Regions from separate parts of the Homo sapiens genome. Here region 2 is linked to region 1. Evidence: read pairs that join two places in POLR2A ChIA-PET (ENCODE). Cell type or tissue: OCI-LY7. All regions are shown on one strand. Links, peaks and the distances in the headings refer to the core of each region. The heading gives the core; the rest is flanking DNA.

Evidence for each region. ChIA-PET counts read pairs that join two places held together with the same protein. Peaks named below come from ENCODE experiments on the same cell type or tissue, not always from the same donor. Only the 100,000 strongest peaks of a DNase experiment are listed, where the experiment ranks them.
Region 2: POLR2A ChIA-PET joins it to region 1 with 6 read pairs; 3 of 35 experiments call an interaction of 5 or more read pairs at or near these places.

The regions. Positions count from the first base shown.
Region 1 is chr2:64,456,644-64,469,129 of GRCh38, forward strand. LGALSL (galectin like) reads left to right here. Exons shown (of 5, transcript NM_014181.3): 5 at 1,642-4,738. The coding sequence ends at 1,785. Among named protein-coding and RNA genes, the nearest start is that of LGALSL-DT, 8.0 kb to the left of the region's middle. In OCI-LY7, for the core only: no CTCF peak of the experiment used is centred there; no DNase peak of the experiment used is centred there.
Region 2 is chr2:64,656,107-64,668,592 of GRCh38, forward strand. It overlaps the pseudogene RPS10P9. Among named protein-coding and RNA genes, the nearest start is that of SERTAD2, 8.4 kb to the left of the region's middle. RefSeq lists a silencer at 3,369-3,418. In OCI-LY7, for the core only: CTCF peaks have their summits at 5,814 and 6,013; a DNase peak (open chromatin) is centred at 5,755; H3K4me3 peaks cover 2,113 bases; H3K27ac peaks cover 4,000 bases.

The DNA.
Region 1 (12,486 bases), core at 2,711-6,710:
CCATAGTATCTTCTTAGTTCTATTCAGGTCATACATTTAAATAGACCCATATTTACATGTCCAAATTGTTAAGAATAAGTAACTTTTCTATGTAGTACCCAACATATAGTAGATACCTACCCCCAAATATCTGATTGATTAATCAATACTAAGTACCCACTTATTAAATATTAATATTAATAAGGTTGAGAGCTAATAAGTAGCTCTTTTATTTGTATGACATTTTAAAGAATATGATGATGATCATTTCATTTTCTCTTGTTCCCTTTGCTAATGAGGCCATGTTCGTGTCCTTGTTTCCCCCTCTGGATTAATTAGCCTCAGTCTATTTCATGGTTACAGGCTGTGTGGCTGACAAATTCCTTCCCTTGGGGCTGGATGAATAAAGATTTGCTCCCCACTATCTTCTGGGCAGGAAGCACAATCCAAACTTTTCATCCAATCAAGCAGCATTAGCAGCCCCTTCCTCTATGAAAGGCAATGCCAAATAAGAGATGCAGGTAGTGGCACAGTGGCTTGTGCCTATAATCCCACCACTTTGGGAGGCTGAGGCAAGAGGATTGCTTGAGCAAAGGAGTTCAAGACCAGCCTAGGAAACACAGCAAAAACCCTGCCTTTAAAAAAAAAAAAATTAGCCTGCCATGGTGTCACACACCTGTAGTCCTAGCTACTTGGGAGGCTGAGACGGGAGGATTGCTTGAGCCCAGGAATTCAAGGCTGCAGTGAGCTATGTGTGCATCACTGCACTCCAGCCTGGGTGACAGAGCAAGGCTCTGTCAAAAAAAAAAAAAATAAAGGGAAATGCAAGTAGTAATGGTGTTAAAAAGGGGTCAGACCTAGTGATGAATTGTCATTACACCTTAACATTACATCACAATAATGACAACTCAGTTAAAAGCTCCATGTTACATGTGAGCCCAATAAAACACAACTACACTTAACTGGTTACCCTTCATCTAGAAATTTTCAAGTGCCTCATGAAGAAGTAATTCTTTCACTTCTCTTCTTACATTCTGGGGAAAATAAGAATCCATGATTTTTGCATTGGTGGTAGAATTGAGATAGTTGCACTTCTAGTTATAGTCTCTGGAAGGCACCCTTGACCCATTATCTCTCCTCATCCCCTTCTCTAGAATGGTGATGTCCCCTTGGGCTCCTCTTGGCTAGGATAGTTTCTTAGTGATGAACCTTAATGCATAGCTCATGAATGTGAGTAACCACAGCTTCTGACTGCCAGGAGGAATATAATGCTCCCAACAGCAAAACTGAAGTGAAATAGGCCCTTCTTGGTGATAAAATTTAGTAATATAAAATAAATGTGACTAGTATCACATATGGAGCCTCCTTACATGGTGAATGCCAATGCTTTTAATAAACCCATCATAGCACACTACCAGTAATTGAACTTTATGGTAAATTACTTGAGGAAAAAGCTTTTACACTTACATTCTACACAGGAATCAGAAATTTTGGAGGTAGAGCCCAACAATCTGTGTTCTAACAAGCCCTCTGCAGGTCTCAATGCATTCTGATGTTTGTGAACCACTGAAGATACTGCCTTTCTTTCTCTAAAATGAAGTATTGTTTGTTTTCCCCAGTAGCGTTCATTGAAATTGTGGATTATTATTTTGTTTCTTCCAGGTGGAAATTCTTTGTGAGCACCCACGTTTCCGAGTGTTTGTGGATGGACACCAACTTTTTGATTTTTACCATCGCATTCAAACGTTATCTGCAATTGACACCATAAAGATAAATGGAGACCTCCAGATCACCAAGCTTGGCTGATTTAAACCACCTCTATTTCAAATAGGATCACGTGCCACAACTATCTGACTGTTGGTCTGGAAGAAGTGTCCTAGCAAGATCTGGAGACTTAAAAAGAAAACAAAAACAAATGGCAAGTTTCACTTAAGGGTGGTTTGCCCTTAAGAAGAAAGCTGTTGGGACAAAGACACCGAGCCATTATACCCAGAATAAAATAATACATTTATGCTGGATTTTATTCAGACCAAACTAAAATGGATTTGTGATGATTTGTGATTTGGTAGCAAATTATTCATCTTTTCAAAGCAAGGCAATGCTTAGAAACAGAAGTGCTAAAGACACTTAAAAAGCCAACAACAACGGTACAGTGAAATCAATGCATTTCTGCACTAAAGTGGAATTGTGTAGCACAACCAATATTTTAGTCAGGGTATTTACATAGAATGTAGGTTGTTCAAGGTTTGACTTTTTTTTTGTTTTTTGTTTTTGTTTTTGTTTTTGTTTTGCACAGCATAATGTTAATTCAGATTGTTGAAGCTTTCTTGTAGTTATTTATTTATACTCAATGTATGTATTAAAGAATGAACAATGTCTCAAGAACAGCAAGTTGTAAACTTTTGAATGTATAAATATCTTAGGTCCAAGGGGAGAAAATTACATATTACAATTATGAAACAGGTGAATTTCTGCTTTAAAGAATTGAGATTCTCCATACCCCTAAACTTAGGATCTCTTGATATAAACTGCTGTAAGTGCTTTTGGGAAACCTTTGCAAAACCATTTTGATAAAACTGCTTTCCAAGTTATTGTTGGTTATGTAAAATTCTATTTACATTGCTTTTTCTCCTTACTGGGAATTAGCACATTATTGGCTTCCTTAAGACTAATTATTTCTCTCTTGATTTATATAATAGCTCATTAAGTTGTTATTAATCAAAAACACAAAGAGGTGATTGCTTAGACAATTTTTAAAGTGACTATAGTATAAACTTTTAAAAGAATAATATGAAAATGACTGTGGAATGCAGTGTAAAGCAGAAGCAAACGGCCCTGAATAACTTACTTGGAAGTAATTTATATCAACTTAAGCTGTTAGCTCATTGTATAACTTTTCTTATGTGACCCTCACCAATATCCCTAAGTAATGCCTTTGGAAGCTTCAGAGTAGAAGATGCTTCCTACTGTGTTGGCTCTGAGGAGATAGTAGGATTAGATAGGATCCAGATTAGGAAATGATCCAGTTAGTTTATCTGAAAGGTTAACTCCCAGGACTCCAGGTCTTTGAATCCAGCCAGTAGAGTGAATGCTTCCAATTAAGCTGTAGGTGTTACCCTGCACTTACGGAACTGATCAAACAGGTGACTCCAACAGGAGGTTGCAGTACTGTAAACGTCACCGCAAGGCAAGGGATGCTTAAAGTCCTGGGTTCTGGACTTTAAAAGCTACATTGGCCCTGGAGGGAGGGACCCTTGGCATTGCTTTGATCAGGTAGTGAGGGAAGACAGGGTTCTGGGGTGGGGGTGTATTTATATATAATTTAGGTTTTGTTTGTACAGCATACTGTGTCTTGTAATGACACATCCTTGTCCTGCTTTCCTTTTTTGAGTTTTTTTTTTTTTTTTACACAACATGCAGAGGCACTGAAGTGACCATGTCATTTTCAAGTGTCAAGAATGTAGACAGTGTTTCAGTACCAAAGTCTAAAATAAACTAAAATTATGAATTTTTTATAGGTGATACATTTGGATTCTTCTCAACTTTGAAACTGTTTAGCACAGTTCCATTGTATTATATAAGAAGACACTGTATCCAACAAGACTGGCTGTACATTGAAAAGCTTTATGTACCAGCCAACTTATTTAACCATATTCAGCCTGTTCCGTGGGGGCTGTTCTGTGGTTCCAGGTATTTTCAAGCCTGTGATTAACTTCTCATGGCTTGTCACTTAAAAGTCCCTAAATTTGAGAGACTTAAAGGGCACCTTGAAATACATTTGTGGAGTTTTGATCCAACTTATGGTGGAAGAGCCCCATAGGAAGACTGTTTTGAGTGGCCAACCATTCCCACCCACTGCATAATTCAGCAGAAACTAGAGGAGCAGGGCGTGTACTGATTGGAATTGACACGCTTATTCTGTCTACCTATCAGCTAACTCATTAGCAGCCAAGCCCTTAGGCAGCTTAGTGTGAAAATACAATGTTAACTGTTTGTTTCTCTGTGAGGTTAGTGGGAACCGCTTGGATAAGCCTATTGGGATTAATCTAAATGATGTGATGATTTGATTCAGGTATAGCCCAAATTAGTAAGGGGCTTTAGCTGTAAACTGAAAACAATATTCACACCCTCTCCTGGGCCTGTAAGGTCTAAGGTGAGAATTTCAGGATGGAAAATGCAATGTAAAGCTTCCACAGGAAAGTATTCGGGTATGTAAGGTGTTATTTCTGACCAGAGCCCTAGTTCTGCAATAACCAAAACCAAGGAGTATAAATAACAATCAGGCTCTGGGGGAATAGAAAGCAGGCTTTAGACAATCTGTCCATTTCTACAGTAAAATTGGAGTGAGTGTGTATATCTACTTAAAACTTAATAGAAGTGACTTCTACTTTTTGGGCTATTCCAGAAGTATTTTAAAATTATTATTTAAAATTTTGAAGCCCCATTTCAAATCTTGCCGACCTTAGTTCAAAGCCCCCTGAGAGATCACTTTTAGAATTGAGGATTTGTTAAAATGGCAAGTCATTTCATTTGTGTTAAAAAGAAAATACCCAAAAGGAAGGAGGGAGCCCTGTTTGCCTTGAGATAAACGGCCTTGGCATTTTCTGGCATTAATGTAGAAATAATGTTCCTATGATGACATATTTTCAAAGAAACACTTTCTTATTTACTGTGTGGTGTAAAATGTTGCTAAATGTGTTGTTACATTATGTCACTGCTGAAAGTAATTTGCACTATAATAAAGGAATTTTCTACAAAACAGTTTCCAGTTTATAACATGCTACATTTGGCGCCAGGTATAGAGTACTTAGCATAGACCACGTGGCATAGCAGTGATTCCTCACTTTCACACTTATGCCTCAAGATAACTTTTTCCTGCATTCCCCACACTGATAAACAGAAGAAAAGTCTCTTGGGGCCCTCAGAGACCTAATAACTTACATTGTGAATGGTAAATGCAGTGGGTTCTTTTAAAATATAATTTGCATACAGCAAATTCACTCTTTTGGTATAAAGTTCTGAGTTTTAACATATACATATAGTCATGTAACTACCATCTTAATCAGAATGCGGGATCATTTCATCATCTCAAAAAATTCCTTTGTGCTACTCCTTTGCAGATAAATTCGTCCCCCGTTCCTAACCCTAATTAGGCGTCCACAGATCCATTCTCCCTCCCCATAGTTTTGCATTTTTCTGAATGTCATAAAAACAATCGTATAACATGTAATCTTTTAGAGCTGGCTTCTCAATTTGCATAATGCATTTGAGAGTCATTCATGTGTATATCAATAGTTTTTATTGCATTCCATTGCATAGATATACTACAGTTAATCCATTCAGATGTTGAAAGATGCAGTGGGTTTTTAATCAGCAAATATAATCTTAGCACAATGTAGATACAAAAACAAGATTGCATTTCTCTTGCCTTCTCTTTCCTGTGGTTTGAATGATTAGGGAAGAAATTTAATGTCTTGGCTATTCAGCCTACAGATAAAACTGTATGGCTTATAGAAGTTTGCCCAGCTTCAATCATTGCTGGGTGACAGATTTACTCACATGCTAGATCTAGGGCCCTATTTATACCTTAATTTTATTGATCCCATTTTTTTTTAGGGTGCAGCATTGGGAGGCTGGTTTGCTGGTTCCTCTGTCACAGCTTTTGCAGTTAAGTACTGGCAGATGAGGCCTGTTAAGGTAGGGACAACTTGCTGAGGCTGTTGGACAAAAGATAGGAGAGCTTCCCTTGCTCGCTAGCCTGGCTGGGAATGCCCCTTAGGGGATGTCACATTTTACTTACGTTATGACAGCATTTTGGATTAGATGGCCTAAAAAATATATCCATAATTGGAGCTTTGAGTGCCACGATTCCTTAAGGCCTTCATTCATTCAACAGGTATTTATTGAGCTGTGTCACTTGGAGTATAAAAGACAAAGGTCTCTGGTGGCTTTAAACTTCAGTGTGATTAACAGGCAGATAGCTCTCCCCTTCCCCGAGTCCCCAGGAGATTTCTGTTTCACCAGGTCTGGAGTAGGGCCCAGAGGTTTGTATTTTCAAAACCACCCTGGGCCAGGTGTGGTGGCTCATGCCTGTAATCCCTGTACTTTGGGAGGCCAAGGCCAGAGGATCATGTGAGACCAGGAATTTGAGACCAGCCTTAGCAACTTAGGGGGACCCCATCTCAATTAAAAAAAAAAGGTGTGGCAACATATGCCTACAGTCCCAGCTACTCAAGAGGCTGATCAGGGAAAATCGATGGAGCTAGGAAAGTTGAGGTGCAGTGGGCCATGATCATGCCACTGCACTCCAGCCTGCAATGACAGAGCAAGACTCTGTCTCAAAAAAAAAAACAAAACAAAACAAAAAAAAAGCAAGAAGCACCCTGGATGGTATAGGTGGTCCTGGGTCTCTTGAATCTTAGATTAAGTAACCTGCCTTTGGGAACTCCTAACTGTTGGGTTGCACAGCCCTCTAGATTCCAATCTATGGATATCATTCTGTGAAAACTGCATTTCAACACAGGCACATCCTTCTGTGCCAAGATCCTGCAACTATCATTACAACATTACAACTATGTGCCATTGTCCCTGACTTAACTTTCTCTTCTCTAGGATTTCTCTATCATTTCATTTGCTCACTTCTGCCTCTACCTCAAAAATAAAACACTGTGTAAAAGAAAGTTTGCCTTTCAAATGAGTCTTGTAAAAATCCTCCTTCTTTGGGTTGGTTTGGGACCTAGGTGACACTCTGACGCCTATTTTAAATAGCGATTTCTCCTAGAAAGGTTAAAGTTCTGGGGGAGGCCTGTCTTCCTTCTTGGTAAGCATTTCAATTAGTTAGTCACTGAAGAATTGTCAAGGTGGAACTCAGTTTTCTCTGATGCAAATCCACGTGGTGGCTTACAGCTTGTAAAGAGGCAAAGGGCAAGTAGCAGTGGCCCAAGTGAGCTTTCATGGCACTGTAGAAATGAATTTAAAGGCTTCCTTTCACGGGAAAATGCAACTGAGTGTGTACATAATGCTGAATGGTTGCCTCGAGCCACTTGCTTCCAAATCACCAGGTTAATTTCAAAATGATTTTTCACTAAAAAAAAAAAAAAAAGTCTTCTGCATAAGGCAGAGACCTGCCTTGCAAAACATAGACTTCATAATTAATTAAAATGGGTGTATCTAAGGTACAGAAACAATACCCAACCTAGAGAGCAGAGGAAGAAATAGCCACTGACTCTCTTGCTTTGATACGCCCTTCCATCTCCCAGGGAAAGATGGTGACTGGTTGAGCAAACACAGGGTGAGGAGGCATCATTGTTTGATAGGACAACACAGACAGTCCCTAAATAATAGGCCCTGGGAAGCTGCAAGCCAACCACAGGCCTTGGGGATGATGTGGGGTTTTGGGGGCCTTCCAAGCTTTCATGAGTCAGAACAATAACAAATGTTTGCTAATAACCCCAACACATCCCTTTCTGTCAGTATTCTATTATTAATTCTAAAAAGACAGATGCAAATTATCAAAGCTTACCTAAACAGCTGGGATGGGAACAGGAGGAATCAAAGTGGTGAGTCTCTGGTGACAACGAGGAGTTGGGAAGGGGGCACCCATGCCTCCTGGATTTGTGATGTGTGCTCAGGTTGGTGCTTTAAACCTCCAGCCTAAACTGACCTCCTGTGGGAAATAAGGACTGCAATGCCACTTGTTATGGTGAGCTTGGAGAGCCAGAGGTGACAGCAGGTCATGCAGGAGTAAGGCATTTCTTACAGCTAATAAAGCCAGAGTTTAAAATAATCATGACACCAATTTCTATAATAATCCTCCACAGTTTTATAAAGAAACAGTGTAAAAACTGCTAATCCTTAAGACTATGCTCTAATTCACCAGAATGTGCCTTACATATAATTTCACTGAATTATCATTTTATTTAAAATCTAGCCAAAATTAGCAGTGTATTAGGCAATATTTAGAATAGCATTTGTAAAATATACTTAGGGATTTTTTTACTCTAAATTATTGCAGCTGTTCCAATATTAGAGAGCACAGATTTCTCCTAATGCAATAACAACGACCTTTAGCCCAGCGTAAAATGGTGTTTAGTATTATAATAAAAAGTGAATAAGGAAGAGATGCCCCAAATGATGAGAAACTGCTGAAAACATTTATTTAAATGAGAATCTTCATGGAGTAGTGTGGTCTGTTACTCTAAGATTCTAATTAACCATGTATCACACATTTTTTAAATCCTCAGATTTAAAAAATCATACACACTATGGAGCACAAGACCACAGTTTTTTATTAGAAGACGTTGGAAATAGATCTGCTCTCATAAGTCTCTGATTAAAGTCGACACCGAGGTCACCTCACAGGTTGGTTTGTTTTAAGGCAACTAACTTTCTTTTTGGTTTTGTAAATGATGTAAATCCTTGACTTGAGAGTCCCCTTCAATCCTTGAGAATTAAGTATATAATTTTAAAAAAATTCAACCTCCTAACTTGAAAGGGCAAATACTGTCCTTTTTATATAGGTTGTGCTTTAAAAACATATCTGTCTGGTTAATTCATAGCCATCGTTTCTCTCTCCTATGAGAGAATTACTCATAACTGGTGCCAATGCAGCTAGATGTGAAAGAAGCACTGTATCTGAAGGCATATTAGACACTGTGGGGTACCAAACAGGGAAAAGACACCTACCATTTACTCTTAAAGAATTTATGATTTAGCTGGAAAGACAAGATGTGTACATACAAAATACATGTAAACATGAATGTCGATAGATAATTAGAGTCAGCCTGAGAAGGCAGAACATAGCAAGCTACAGAAGGTTGGGGAGGATACAGCTTGCCATGTCTTGGGTGATGGGGGTAGGTGGGGAGGGTCTAAAGCAATGGTCTCCAACCTTTTTGGCACCAGAGACTGATTTTGTGGAAGGCAATTTTTCCACAGACAGCGAGGAGGGGGGATTGTTTTGGGATGATTCAAGCACATCACATTTATTGTGCACTTTATTTCTATTATTATTACATTGTAATATATTATGAAATAATTATACAACTCAACATAATGTAGAATCAGTGGGAGCCCTGCACTTGTTTTCCTGCAACCAGACAGTCCCATCTGGGGGTGATGGGAGACAGTGAAAGATCACCAGGTATTAGATTCTCATATGGAGTATACAACCTAGATCCCTCACATGAGCAGTTCACAATAGGGTCCACGCACCTATGAGAATCTATTGCCACTGCTGGTCTGACTGGAGGTATCTAAGGCGGTAATGCAAGCAATGGAGAGCAACTGTAAATACAGATGAAGCTTCGCTCATTCGTTCACCATTCACCTCCTACTGTGTGGCCTGGTTCCTATCAGGCCACCAACTAGTACCAGTCCACGGCTGGGGGTTGGGGACCCCTGGTCTAAAGGACTTTAGCCATGTTTCTAAGGACCTAAATCCCCTTTGCATGTGTACAGGCACAAAACTCATCAGTATATACTAACTTCAGGTTTGATCTATGGGGCCAGGGTTGTGTTTCCTAATGCTCAATGATGTCGTTGAAATTCTAGCCTCCCAAGAAAAGAGTTCAGGGAGGAAATTTATGTTCTTTAATTACAAAACACATGGGTCTCTGGTAGAGAGCATACCCTTCCTTAAACGAAGCCTGGAGCAAAGAAAGGCCTGCTTTGTGGACTATCTACAAGGAATCACAGCATACATGCATTGAATGTACTCAAACTTCAGCTCCATGCATTTATCACCAAAATATAGAACAAAGCAAAAAACTGTTTAAACACTATACATGGGTGCCATGGCTCATGCTTTAATCCCAGAGCTTTGAGGGGCCAAGGCAGGAGGATCACTTGAGGCCAGGAATTGGAGACCAGCCTGGCCAACATAGCAGGACCCTGTCTTTAAAAATAAAAATAAAAATAAATAAATTATCTAGATGTGGTGGCACGTGCCTGTAATCCCAGCTACCTGGGAAGCTGAGACAGGAGAATTGATTGAGCCCAGGAGTTTGAGGCTGCAGTGAGCTGATAGCATTCCTGTACTCCAGCCTGGGTGACAGAGCAAGACTCTGTCTCAAATAAATCAATAAATAAATACCACAGGGACAATTCCACCTGTCATCCCATTGAAAGAAAAAGGAGCCGAAGAATGGGGATGTGATTCAAATGTGCCTTCAGTTGGTTCTGCTTCCTGGGTCTCTCATAGTTAAGCCTTCTAGCTCCCTGCAGTGTTACGCCAGTGTACAAAGATACTGTCAGTATTTCTTATGCACAGCCACTAACCACAAGCCAAATCTTTCCTCAGCCAAAGAAACAAAGATCTGTTGACTTTTGTATCTAGCCCGTGGGTGAGACGGGCTTCCACTGTTTATCCTGAGTGGACGGTTTTCTTGTTTAATCATGGTAGCCAGTTCCTTGACAGCAGAATTCATTCTATGAGCTCTGGCTCTAGACACAGCATTATCCACTAAAACTTTCTGTGGTGTTGGAAATGTACTATAATCTCCACTGTCCAGTACAATGGCTACTAGCCATATTTAATTGAGCATTAGAGTGACTAAGGAACTGAATTTTCCATTGTATGTCATTTTAATCAGTTTAACTATAAGTGGCCACATGGGGCTAGCGTCTACTGTACTGGAAGTGTGGGTGTGGAACATCACGAGCTGCTGGGCTTATGTTTGGTCTGGACACACAGAGAACACCAGGGGCTGCAGAAGTTCCTTATTTAAACCCAAGTCATGTTCGACCTCAAGTTCAGGAAAGGCTAGGTGCTTTCTAAAGGCTAGTGGAGGCCTAGTTGTATACAACACACAGGTGCTCCTGGTAAAGAAGTCATCCTAAGGGAAGAAGTGCTCAGGCGGTTCGATGCAGGAAGACAGGCAAGTTGAGAAGGAAGTGGCAACTCTGTGGTCCCAGGCCCCGCTCAGTGGAGCCACACTTGGGTGCTAGAACAAGGACATGGCCATAAACCCCCTGCTTCCTCATGAACCTCACTCCCTGGAGCACAAAAGGGGAAGGTAGTGGCAGATGGGCAGCTTTCCTCATTCAGTCTTGCAGCCAGCCTGCATTTCCCAAGCAGTGTGTAAATGCTCTGCATAGTGCTGGGCAGTGGTGTTGGCACATGCATCAGTACCTACTCAGGCCTGCTTTTAACAACCTCTGTACAGCTGTCAGCAGTGACAGCGATGCCATCATCGAGCATCAGGAGTATAGCTGTCTATTTTGGAAATCTAGTGACGATCAGGAGCATTTATTTCCATTTTTATGTCCAAACCATAGGTGGCTGGTCTCCTATGAACAAGCCTTGGGTTCACCTGAAGCCAACCCAGAAGAAGGATGTGGCGCTTTGCTGAATCCTCAAGAAGCAAACCTACTCCAGAAAGCATTAGGGAGCAAGGAATTTTACTATTTTGTGGGAAGAAGTGCATTTTATCACATACCACCCAAAAAACTAGGGCATAAAAATCCCTGTTAGACTTTTTTTTTCTCTTCCAAGTCTCTCTTAGCTTCTATTCCCTCTCAGGACCCTCTTTTAGGCAGCTTCTAAATATCCCCTGGCTCCCTTCCTTATGCAGAGCTATTTGGCCACTACACGCTCTCCTGGGGGCTTTTTAAAGCATTCATCCTGCATGGGCCATTTTCCACCACAGGGGAGATTTGCCCCTAAGAAAAGTAGGATTTCTCTATCATTTCATTTGTTAGTTTCTTTAACACCCGGCCTCAAGTCCAGAGGAACTCAAGGCAGCAAAAAGTGAAAACACCAAGACAGGTGAGAAGGAAAAAGGCCAGGCACCTCCTGGTGCTTTCCAGTCTCAGGACTCAGGTTTAATGTCTCCTTTTCAACTTCCCCACCTTTATCCTAAAGAGTTCCCCTTTCCTCTCAATGTTGTCTTCTCTGTATGCTTGCTTAATATCCATCTCTCCCATTAGATAATAATTTCCACCAGGGCAGGTACCATACTACTCTTATTCTACTGCATCCTGAGCACCTAGCATGATGTTTAACACATAATACATAACAAATAAGCCAGACACGGTGGCTCATGCCTGTAATCCCAACACTTTGGGAGGTGGAAATGGGAGGATCACTTGGGGCCAGGAGTTCAAGACCAGCCTGGGCAATACAGCAAAACACAGTCCCTTCCATCACCTACAAAAAAAAAAAAATAAATGTTTGTTGAATGAATGAATGGTAGCCAAGATGTGGTATTCATTATATATCACTGTGCAAAAAATTATTCCAAAATTTAGAGGCTTAAAATGATAACAAACAGTTAAGATCTCACAGAGTTTCTGTCAGGAAACTGGGAACAGCTTAGCTACATAGTTCTAACTCAGGGTCTCTCAGGTTATATACAGTTAAGCTATCAGCCAGAGCTGCAGTCACTTGAAGCCTTGATTGGGGCTAGCGGATTCACTTTTCAACGTGGCTCATTCACATAGCTGTTAGCCGCACGAAATTCTCCACAGAACTGCCTGAGTGTAGTCACAACGTGGCAGCTGTGTTCC
Region 2 (12,486 bases), core at 3,811-7,810, 200 kb after region 1:
TTAACCCTCTCCCTCCCCTTATGCAACCCCCTACCCCAAGGCTGAGCCACACATAGGCCAGGACAGCAATCTCTACCCAGCCCTAGAAATTCAAGTCTATGAGGATAAGGAAAGGCACTTTCCACACTTCTGAAGTCAGCTCCCTTCAGTATGCAATGACATGATTTGAAATATTTATTCAATAAAATATTATTTCAAATCATGTCATTGAATAAGCAGTGTTTAGTGAATATGTAAATTTTGTTCTCACTCTTTGGGAGATTTAAAAGCCCATTTAAGGGCTGGGTGCAGTGGCTCACACCTGTAATCCCAGCAATTTGGGAGGCCTAGATAGAAGGATCACTTGAGGCCAGGAGTTGACCATTCTGGCCAACATAGCGACACCCCCATCGCCACAAAAAATGAAAAAATCAGCCCTGCATGGTGATGCATGCCTATAGTCTTAGCTACTAAGGAGGCTGAGATGGGAGGATTGTTTGAGCCCAGGAGTTCAAGGTTGCAGTGAGCAATGACCACACCACTGCATTCCAATGTAGGTGAGATCTTGTCTCAAAACAAAATCCCATTTAAAATAATCCTACTCTGAGGGCCTCATCCAGAATTTAGAAGATCTGCCTCTCACTTTCATATAACATAACTTTAGAACAGTTATAAGAAATTAGGCTAGTCATCCACATTTAACTACCAGGAACATATCTGTTTAGGGAGAAAAGAAACATTTCTTTTATAAGTATAGAACTGTGATGGTAAATTTTAAAAATGCTCCTGAGTTTAATTTCAGAGAAGTACTTCTCGGCATCATTTTGTAGTTCTGGGTACTAGTTTACACTTCACTGCTTCTCCTTTGAAAGTTTCTGTGCCCTCACATCTTATAGACTAGTACACTAGTGCACTAACTGAAGGCCACTTTTGGCACTTAATTAGCACACACCAAAAACACAAGGGGCAAACTGGGTATATAAACTGAGAAACAAAGACTTTACAACAGGTTTTGAACTTAATTTCATTTTTCCTTTGCTTTTATTAAATTTTTATCTTTCAGGTTCCACCTGAAATGCCAGTAATGATCATCCATCTATATACCTTGCAAATATTGGTCTTGGTTTTATGGCAAAAAAGATAAATGTTTCAGTTATTAAATGAATTGTATAGAGCCAGCTAGGCTAAATAAGCTTTTCATGGAAAATACGGAGATCCTAACTGTGGACTCATCATTCGGATAAATGAATATTGGAATAAGTCTTCAAAATAAAGTTCTGGAAGTCACATCACCTAACTGATTAGCAAGGAGTCAATAGAGGATACAATGATTTGGAAAAGTAAATACTCTCGCAAAGATGGCACAGGCAGATTCAGTCCTTTTCAGCCACTAACAATTTAAAACAATTCTATTGAAGCAGCAAGTGAACTCCTCTACTTCTGCAAACTTTTCTCCATCTCTTCTTCCACCTGCTTTTGTCATGGTTTTTTTCTGCTCCTCCCTGAAGTCACAATTCATAAAAGCAGAACTACAGCTCCAGTGAAGGCCCCTTTGCAAAGCTTTCCATGTTGTTACATTGAACTGCTTTGCAACGACTGCTTCTTACCTTCTGAGGGAGGTTTCACTTGTCTGTTAAAGATATACCTTTTTCTCTTTTAAAAATCTGACAATATGTAAATCTAAACCTGAAACACAATCTTCATGGCAATATTTAAAGAAAATGCTTTTAAAACCATTTCCTTTTTTTCTAGCACTTGGGGTCAGTCCCTTCGAACTATTACTGGAGAAGATGGCTTCTGTTAGGCATCAGCTTCCTTCCTATTCCATTTTCCACTGAATCTTCAAAAGCCTTGTGCAGTCTATCAAAATGCAAAGAACCTTCTTGGTGACTCTGACAACTCCAGGGTTCCCTCCTGTAGGGACACTACTCCACTAAGACTGGTGGTCACTTCTCAGAAACATCTCCCATCCCCAGCTCCCTACACAACACACATTGCCTCTACGCATCGACTATGTATTTATTCCTGTCTATAAGCCATCCATCATTCTTGAGAAGTTCCCACTCTTCTCAAGGCACTGAGCACACTTCTAGCTTCCACAGAAAATTTCAATGAATGTTAGAAATTGCACAGACCTTTCTTGCCCCCAGGAACCAGCCTGGTGACAGGAAAAGTCCTGGACTAGGAGTTTGAAGATCTTGTACACATTAATTACTTAACCATGATAAATCTATGACTTTTTAGTTTCTTAATTGACTGGTCACGGATTTAGGATCAGCACCAGTTCTCGTCAAAAGAGCACAGGGTTGTTGAGTTAGGTGATTTCAGGGCTAGCTCGTCAGCCACAGCGAGCAGGGAGGCCGAATCAGACCCTCTGCACTGGGCCTGCTTCGACACCTGGCAAAAAAAGGAACTTGGACTCAAAGATTTCAAGAGCCCCTCCCTAGAGCTAAGAGTCTATGAAACAGTGATTACACTGTCAATATCCTCATGGAGGAGTTTTAGGGCTAAAATGAGATAAAATGCTTTGGAAGCTGCTCAGCTTGTCTGGAAGAATATAAAACCAAGTTCATGTCCACATATTTCTAAATGAAAGGACTAGAAATACAAATAATGATAATGTGCTCTCTTCAATATGTTCTTTGAATTATTTTTTTAAGTCCAGAAGATGGACTTGAGCAGTTCTATCCATATTCTTCTAGATTTGTTACCCCTTAGGGTTCAAGTCACCCAGCTGTGAGACTGGGAATACCCCTACCCCCTAAGTTTGTATAGCAGCAGGCAATTTACAAGGGGCTTTTTTTTTTTTTTTTTTTTGAGACGTAGTCTTGCTCTTTGTTGCCCAGGCTGGAGTGCAATGGCACAATCTCGACTCACTGCAACCTCCGGCATCCTGGGTTCAAGTGATTCTCCTGCCTCAGCCTCCCAAGTAGCTGGGATTACAGGCATGCACCACCACACCTGGTTAATTTTGTATTTTTAGTAGAGACGGGGTTGCTCCATGTTGGTCAGGCTGGTCTCGAACTCCCATCTTCAGGTGATCTGCCCATCTCGGCCTCCCAAAGTGCTGGGATTACAGGCGTGAGCCACCGCGCCCGGCCACAAGGTGCTTTCATATGGATCCACTTGTTTGCTCTTCATAATACCTTCCCTGTGCCATAGGCAGGGCAGGTACTACTACCCACATTTCATAGAGGACTAAACAGAGGATCTGAGAAGGACCTACCAATGGAACTCTTTATCAAGCTGACTCCAGGGTCAAAGAAAGTCTGGATCTAACATTCACTGAAGCATTCTGTGGAAGCCAGGAGTGCTGAGCGTCTTGAGAAGAGCATACACTCCTCAGAAACAGCAGATGGTGCAGAGCCAGGAAATACAGAGTCAACGTGCAGAGACTAACAGGAGGGTAGTGCTGGGCTAGGAACTGGATGCTGCTTAGCTCCATCTCTCTACATGGGTCATGGAATAACAATTCTGTTTCTTATACAAAAAACTCCAATCCTGCCTATGCTTAGCCTTGTTAGCACCATATTTTATCCCACAGAATTAATAATCCACAACCACCACAACAAAAAAGAAATAAAACTCATCATATCCTCTAGCCCCTCACTCATTTCCAGTAAGGTTCATAACACAGTCATTCTTGTTTACCACCCTGTCTCTAGCCTCTACAGCACTGCCTGACACAGTAGGCATTCAATAGGGATCACTCAATAAGTGGACCAATGAGGAATGCTGAAGCACTTACACCAGCTTCAAAAACTCAAGAGGTTAATCTTTCCTGCTAAAATTTCTCTCATGAAGTATGTACTGTTAAGAGTTAATTTTAACAGGATCATTACACGGGGAACAACCTTGCAGATAAACACCAAATTATTGCCAGAATCTCACCATTCTGTACTTTTTAATGAAGATTCTTCTCTGCCTACTTACTTTAAGAATGAAAAGTATCAGTCAAATAACATTTTAAAACACAGCAGCATTTGATTTTTAGGTTAAATAAAAAAGCCACATAGGGGTTGAAGAAAACCAAAATATATGCTTAGGCCATCAACCTGAAGATAAATTAAAAAAAAAAAAAAACCATCTCTACTAAAAATAGCAAAAATTAGCCAGGCGTAGTGGTGGGTGCCTGTAATCCCTGCTACTCAGGAGGCTGAGACAGGAGAATCTCTTGAACCCGGGAGGCAGAGGTTGCAGTAAGCCGAGATCGCGCCATTGTACTCCAGCCTGGGCAACAAGAGTTAAACTCTGTCTCAAAAAAAAAAAAAAAAAAAAAGACTTATCTATCCAAATTTTCCAATGGCTACCTGAATGGTTCAAATGAGCATTTAACACTGTCACCTTCACACCCTTTTGTTCATGGAATACAAAAATATGACAGTAGTTAAGAATTTTATCTGTTAATTCTGAGGAAAAAATGGCAAAGTGATGACAGGAAAAATATTTTTTTTCCAAAGTATTACTCTAATGCTAAATGTTTTTATGTTTTAAAATCAAGCAAATTTATATGATTGGCTAGACTAAATTCTATCTTTTGGTTTACATATTCTTATATTTATTGTAGAAACTATCTAGGATTGAGTACCTTTAAGCCTTATAAGTAAAGAGGACTTTTAAGCATGGTGAATTTTGTAATGTAAATAATATATTTAAACCATTTTTTGAAGTCTCAGCTATAAAAATTCTACTTAAGAGAAGTTAAAAAAAAAAATCAAGACTTTAATGTGAATAGGTGCCCAGGAAGTGCCTCCAAGTTTAGGCTATGAGGCATCATTAGAAAATAAACGTGAACAGAAGATACAGTTTAAGTGTAAAACACAATATACAACTAAAAATGAATCAGCCCTTTGCCACATGAATTTGTATTAGTTTTCTAGGGGAGAGGTAACACTTGCCAAGACTGTGTAGGCTTTACCTTTTAGTCGCTAATGTAGAATTGTCTTTTAAAGACCTGTTGCCAGAATAAACAAGACGTTTTCAAAATTATCCAACCTGTCTAATAATACTAGTCTTTTGCTTTAAACTGGAATATATATATATACACACACACACACACACACACAATTTAAAATTTATAGCCAGGCATGGTGGTTCATGCCTGTAACCCCAGCACCTTGGGAGGCTGAGGTGGACAGGTCACTTGCGGCCAGGAGTTCGAGACCAGCCTGGCAAACATGGCAAAACCCCGTCTCTACTAAAAATACAAAAAAATTAGCTGGGCATGGTGGCACACGCCTGTATTCCCAGCTACTCGGGAGGCTGAGGCATGAGAATTGCTTGAGTCCAGGAGGCAGAGGTTGCAGTGAGCTGAGATCGCACCACTGCACACCAGCCTAGGCAACAGAGCTGACTCAAAACAAATTAAAGAATGAATGAAAATAAAATAAAATGTATAATTTTTGTTCTCTTTCTCTTTTTTGTTTTTAGTTTTTAAATTTTTATATCTAAAATTTCAGAAATGCAGAGTAAAGTCAAGTAGGAAGAAAATAAAGCAAGCAGCTCAGACACCAACACCACATTAGGTACACTTGTATAAGTAGTCAATTGTTTTTTCAAAAATATACTTTAAATATTGAACAAAAGATTTAATCTTGCTAAGTAATATTTGTTTCAAAGCGGTTTTCTTGGAGAAGTCTTGTTTAGGTTATAGGAAACTCCTCACATGGGCAGAGAAGCTAGCTTTAAGGAGAAAATAATAGTGTGAATGATCTATCTGCAACTTCCCTTTTAAAAACAGAAGTTGAATCTGTAACACCAAATTTAGAAAGGAGAGTGGATGGCAGCAAATACCCTAAGAATATCATCTGTAGCACAGACGCCCACTGCTGTTCTGTTCTGTTACAATTAAATGTACACTTTACAATCCTGAACTTGCTCAGACAATGCATATATTTAAAGATGATTCATTTAAAAGAAAACATACATCTGAAAGAGTCACAACAAGTCAAAAATCTCACTTAAAAAGTGCCAGATTCCCTCACTATGAGTGCAGAGCTATTCATTTGGCCTCTTTACACAGAGTGCAGCACAATCCAGTACTGGGCTACGGAAAAATCATTTTTGTGGGACTAATGTTGATAATTTCAACATAATTTCTGTTTAGCTTCCTTTAAGAAACTAAAGCCCAAATTACAAAAAGGTAGAAAAAATTTTTAATTAATCAGATACTGATTTTCAATCCATTCTGATTTGTTGCCCCTTTAAAACTGTGAGACATCATGCTTTTAGTTTTAATAACAATTAACAGCAATGAGAATAAAGATTCCAGAATTACGATTTTCTCATTACAGCCAAAAATGAAAAGTGAGAAGACAAACACCTTTCCAAAAGTTCATCAGATGAAAAGATAAAAATTAATGGGGAGCCATACCATTTAATGGACAAGAATACTTAATACTATATACATGCAGATTCTCCCCCAAACTTATCAACAAATTACATGAAATTTAAATCCCATATTTTCCTTCAATGGAACTTGGCAAATGAATCCTAAAATTCATCTGAAATAGAAAAGGGCCAAACACAGTTGTAATAAGCTTAAGGAACAAGATGGGGGACATGTCCTATCAGAGCTTATTATAAAGCTCTAGTAATTAGAGCAGAGTAGAGTTGACATAGGTACAGATAAATAGATCAATGGAACAGAATTGAGAGTTCAGAACCACATATATATGGAAGTGTAATACATGACTGAAGTGAAATTACAGATCAGTAAGGAAAGAATTCAATAAGTAGCTCAGGGCCAGGCACGATGGCTCACACCTATAATCGCAGCACTTCAGGAGGCTGAGGCAGAAGGATCGCTTGAACCCTGCCTGGGCAACATGAAGAGACCCTGTCTCTACAAAAATTTTAAAAATTAGCTGAGCAGGCTGGGCACGGTGGCTCATGCCTGTAATCCCACCACTCTGGGAGGCCGAGGCGGGTGGATCACGGGGTAAGGAGTTCGAGACCAGCCTGGCCAACATAGTGAAACCCAATCTCTACTAAACATACAAAAAAAATTAGCCAGGCGTGGTGGCGGGCTCCTGTAATCCCAACTACTTGGGAGGCTGAGGCAGGAGAATCACTTGAACCTGGGAGGCAGAGGTTGCAGTGAGCCGAGATTGCACCACTGCACTCCAGCCCAGGCAACAGAGAGAGACTCCATCTCAAAAAGAAACAAAACAAAACAAAACAAAAAACCAACATTTAGCAGAGCATAGTGGTTCCAGATTCTCAGGAGGCTGAGGTGGGAGGATCGCTTGAGTCCAGGAGGTCAAGGCGGCAGTGAGCTATGTTGGTACCACTGCACTCCAGCCTAGGTGACAGAGCGAGACTGTCTCAAAAAAATTATAAATAAATAGCTCAGGGCCACCTGATTACCTGTATGAAAAATAAATTAGGTGCCTAATATTTACAAAAAAATATATTTCAGGTAGACTAAATAGGTAAAACAAAATTTTAAACTTTTGGGAGAGAATATATGAAAATATGTTTATGGCTTTAGGATAAGGAAAATGTGCTGACTGTAGTTCATCTGAGATTCATTCTCCACTTGCCTCTGCTTGGCTCCATGCCTTGAAATGTTGACATCTAGGGACCACCTCACCCAAGTTCCTTTGCTCACTAGCTTCCAACTGGATTCAGACAAAGAAGGTACCAGAAGGAGACCAATGGGTCAGAAGGTGGAGAAGCTGGGGTACTTCTTCCCTGCTCCTTCCTGCTTTGGGCCCTCACCTGCGAGTACACATCCCTCCACAACTACAGCTTCTGCCAGGTGGCCCCTTCTCCAGGATGCCAACTCCCACCAGGTTCTAGCAACACCATTTCTTCCCCTTTCCCCTTTAGGCTTAAGGATAGTAACAGCTTCCTACAGTTATTTGTCTTCTGTGCCTCAACTTTTGTCACATCTCTGTAAAATGTCCCTTCACTAGTGTCTCTTTAGTTGAATCATCTCAGTAGAATTCTGTTTCCTGCAGGGATTCTGACTATTGAAGAAACAAAACACTCAATGAACAAACCATAAAGAAAAATATCAATAGCTTTGATTACACTAAAATTAAACATCTCTTACATAAAATACACTACAAACAAGTTAAAGGCAAGCTAAAGATTGTCAAATGATATACGTGATTCATAGAAATAGAATCAACAAAAGATTAGTATTCAGAATTAACAAAGAACTCCTCTGAATCAATCTTTTAAAAGACAGATAAATCCAATAGAAAAATGGGTGAGGAAACTAAAATGTCCAATGAACACAGGAATAGGCACTCAACTTCATCAGTAAAAAGAAAAATGCAAATCAGGTTGTGTCAGTGGACATGCCGCTAATCCCAGCACTTTGGGAGGCTGAGGTGGTAGGACACTTGAGGCCAGGAGTTCAAGACCAGCCTGGGCAACATAGCTAGACCCTCATTTCTACAAAAAAAGAAAAATGCAAATTATAAAGAGATATTTCACAGCTATCAAACTGATAAAAATCAAAGTTTTATATGTATACCAATATCAAATACTGATGAGAAAGCAGATAAAAAGGAACTCTCATAAAACTTGTGGATATATAATTTGGTATGACCACTTTGGAGATAATTAGGCATTTTCTTTGTTTGTTTGTTGTTTCTGTGACAGTCTTGCTCTGTTGCCCAGGCTGGAGTGCAATGGTGCCAACACAGCTCACTGCGCCTTGTCCTCCCGGGCTCAAGCGATCCTCTGAGACTCCCAAATAGCTGGGACCACAGGTGCACATCATCATGCCCAGCTAATTTTTATGGGTTTTTGTAGAGATGGGGTCTCACTATGTTGCCTAGGCTGATCTCGAACTCCTAGGCTCAAGTAATCCTCCTGCCTCAGCCTCCCAAAGTGCTGGGATTATAAGCCTGAGCCACCATGCCCAGCCTAATTAGGCACTGTCTAGTAAAGTTGGAGATGCACACACCCTGCCACATACAGTCTTTCTCATATAGAAAAATAAGCTCTACAGAAAAGGATTCAAGTGACTGTTTCCTCAGTTCTCCCAAGGATGGTATAAAGTTAAAATCTGTGATGTGCTAGCAAATGTTTAACAACCAGCTAGGGGGATAGGGAAGGAAGCTTTTATTTGTAGCATTTGCTGATTTCTGTGGTATAAATACCCATACCATGGCTGATTTCAAGCCTCCCAACTGAACTCAAGAATTAGGAAGAGATTAGCACATTCATTCTTAGGAGTGGCTATCAATCTCCAGCTCCAGCTCAACACTTGAATGATTCCAGACTTACAGAAGTTAATTCATTACCCTACAAAGATACCTTAAGAGATTGGGGCTTAATTCCCTCAAGGAATTCTGGATGAGAAGGGCTAAGTCTAGAATCTAGAGAGACTCTTGCTTTTATCCCCATGGAGACATAGGAGAAGAATCTTTTTGGCAGTATTGCTTGTAATAGCAAAATATTGTAAGTAACCTGAAAGTTCAAGATGATACCCTTGAAAACTACAGTGGTTAAAAAGAACTAAAGGTCTTTCCAGCCCTGGCCCCAGACCCTACAGCCATGGAGATGTTGATGCCTAAGAAGAACCAGATTCCCGTTTATGAACTCCTTTTTAAGAAGGGAGTCATGGTGGCAAAGAAGGTTGTCCACATGCCTAAGCACCCAGAGCTGGCAGACAAGAAGGTGCCCAACCTTCATGTCATGAAGGCCATGCAGTCTCTCAAGTCCTGAGGCTGCATGGAGGAACAGTTTGCCTGGAGACGTTTCTACTGGTACCTTCATCTGCCCCCGGAGATTGTGCCTGCCACCCTACACCACAGTCATCCAGAGGCTGGCAGGCCTCGGCCTAAAGGTCTAGGGGGTGAGCAACCTGCAAGACTCACAAGAGGGGAAGCAGACAGAGATACCTACAGGCGGAGTGCTGTGCCCCCTGATGCCAACAAGAAAGCCGAGGCTGGGGCTGGGTCAGCAACCGAATTCCAGTTTAGAGGCGGGTTTGGTCATGGACGTGGTCAGCCACCTCAGTAAAACTGGAGAGGATTATTTTGCACTGAATAAACTTATAGCCAAAAAAACTTAAAATAAAAAAAAAAAGAACTAAAGGTACCATGTATTGTGTGTTGATCTCAAAATATAAAGCTTTATCTCAAAAACAAATATTGACTAAAATAAAGCAAGTTATAAAATATATACAACACCATTTATATAACATATTTTTAAACATGCAAAACACTGTATATATAGTTTACATATATATATGTATGCAATTATAGAAAATAGATTTAAAAATTCAAGAAAGTAGTTACCTCTGGTAACAGGAGGAGGTTAATAGAATCAGGGAGAGACACACAGGAGATGTCTTTTTAAAAAGTATCAAAGTCTCAAAAGCAAATAAATGTATTCTAATTATTTCATTGTTTCAGAATATAGTAAGTTAAAGAAATACATTTTCTCTTCTTTCTTCCTTATGGTTCCCATGAAGTAGAACCGTGTAAGATTTTTTTTCCTACAACTTCTAGCACCTGTTAATACTGGACAATATTTGTATTGCAAGCATTCATTTATTCCCTATTATTTCAGTAATAAACAATTTATTCTTCTCATTCGTTCTATTATCCTTCTCGCTCTCAATATTACACTGTAAAATCCAATGATAATGCTAAATCAACCTAACGTTCTTCAATAGGAAGTCCAGCTCATCGCTCAAGTATAAGAGAGTAAGTGGTTTAATGCCTGTTTTGGGTGTTATTTCTTACCTGCCAGGCGAACTTCTATCATGCTAACAAGGATAAATCTTCCTCACAAAATATGGAAGGCTTCTTGTTACTTCCTTAAAATGACAAAGAACTCAGCACTAAAAAGTGAAATCTTGGTTTGTTTTTTTTTTTAAAGTAAAAAATAGAAACACAGTTTCCCCATAAAATATCTTTCACTAGGTGTTCAGGTGACCACCAAGTGCTACACCAAACGCACTGCAGCTCCTTCTTATGTCTCTTCTTATTGGGGATCTTGACATTTGGGAACATGATGTTTCAGTGCATGTGTAGTGTGACTTTTTTTTCAAAGAGATTGTCTTGAAATAAGCCTATGTTTTAAGTACACACTTTTCTGCAAGCTAGCAGGCATTCTGAAGCTAGGTGGTTCTAAATAAAGAACTCTAGTCAACAACAGGAAATAACTCCCACAGAAAAAAGGGGCAGAATACAAACTCTCACCAACTCTTGTACACAGCTCACAACGGCCTTTTGTTCCATGCACATTAAGCCTGAAATCTTTACTTTTCAGAGCATGTTGGGGCCTTCGCAGAGCAATTAAACATTTCTTTTCCTTTTGCTGGTGTCCTTGCCTTCTTTCCTCTGAGGAAGTTAATCTTACAACTAACTGCTTACTATGAGATAGCAAATCAGAAAACAGAACAGTTTGTATTTTAACAACTTTCTCTTAATGGAACTTCTCAAGATAAAAACAAGTTTTGGTGTAAAAACTCACTTTTCCACCTAATACACATGACACCATGGAGAGACACACATACATGTACTAAAGGAGTAGGTTCACGTGCAGTATATGTTTCTATCAACAAGGATACATCACATTAACCCATATATCTAGACTGATGGGTTATCAGCACTTTACCAGTGGTCAGCAAATCAATGCAACTAGAAGACAAATTTATATCCTCTTCAAAGGTTCCCATCTTGAGTCTTTAGAAAAAGAGGAAGGACAATCTAGATCCCAAGCCAACCAAACAGAAAGACATTAGATGGTAGTCTTTAAAGTCAAAGTGACACCTATTAGAACAGACTGGTGGCATTCAACTATAACACAGCACAGGTGCTCCTGACAAGGGAATGAGACTGAGCAAAAAAGCTTCAATATGACTGAAGATTGGTATTTCTTCCCTCTCTTGTACATTCAGCCTTGCCCTTCCTACTGGCTCCTTGTTGCAATCAATAAATTACAGATTCACTGTATTCTATCTTCACTTTTAAAATAGGAATCAATCCTCCCCATGTTTAATGCTGCAGGAATGCTGCTAGTAGCTACTTCTGTCTATCTACAGCTTTATTTTTCTTCCTGCTTCCTCTGCCTACTGCAGAACAACTCTACTGACCATCCCACAAACGGGCAACAGTGACCCCTAAATGGCATGGCCAATGGACACTTCTCAGCTCCTCATACTACTTAGCCTTTCTGTAGCATCTGACATTACTGACCACCTCGAAAGGTTTCCTTCAAGTTGAACTGTAGTCTCCTGGTTCTTGTCTCCTTGGCCACTTGTAGTTTCCTTTGTTGGCTCCTCTTCCTCTGCCCTCCCTATAAACCTGTAGTTTTAAACTTAAAAAACAACAACAACAACTTCCGGCTGCAGAGAGGGCCAGAGAGGGGTAAAGTACTGTGGTGGGGGCGGGATGGAGATGGCTATGGTTCATGGCCGGGTTGGGAGCAGACATGGGAATGGTTGATTAGGATATTAGAATCCTCAGAAAAATTTAGGAATGTTAAGTGTTTCGAAAAACAATTTCCCAGTTAATAATCCCAGTTACCTAATTA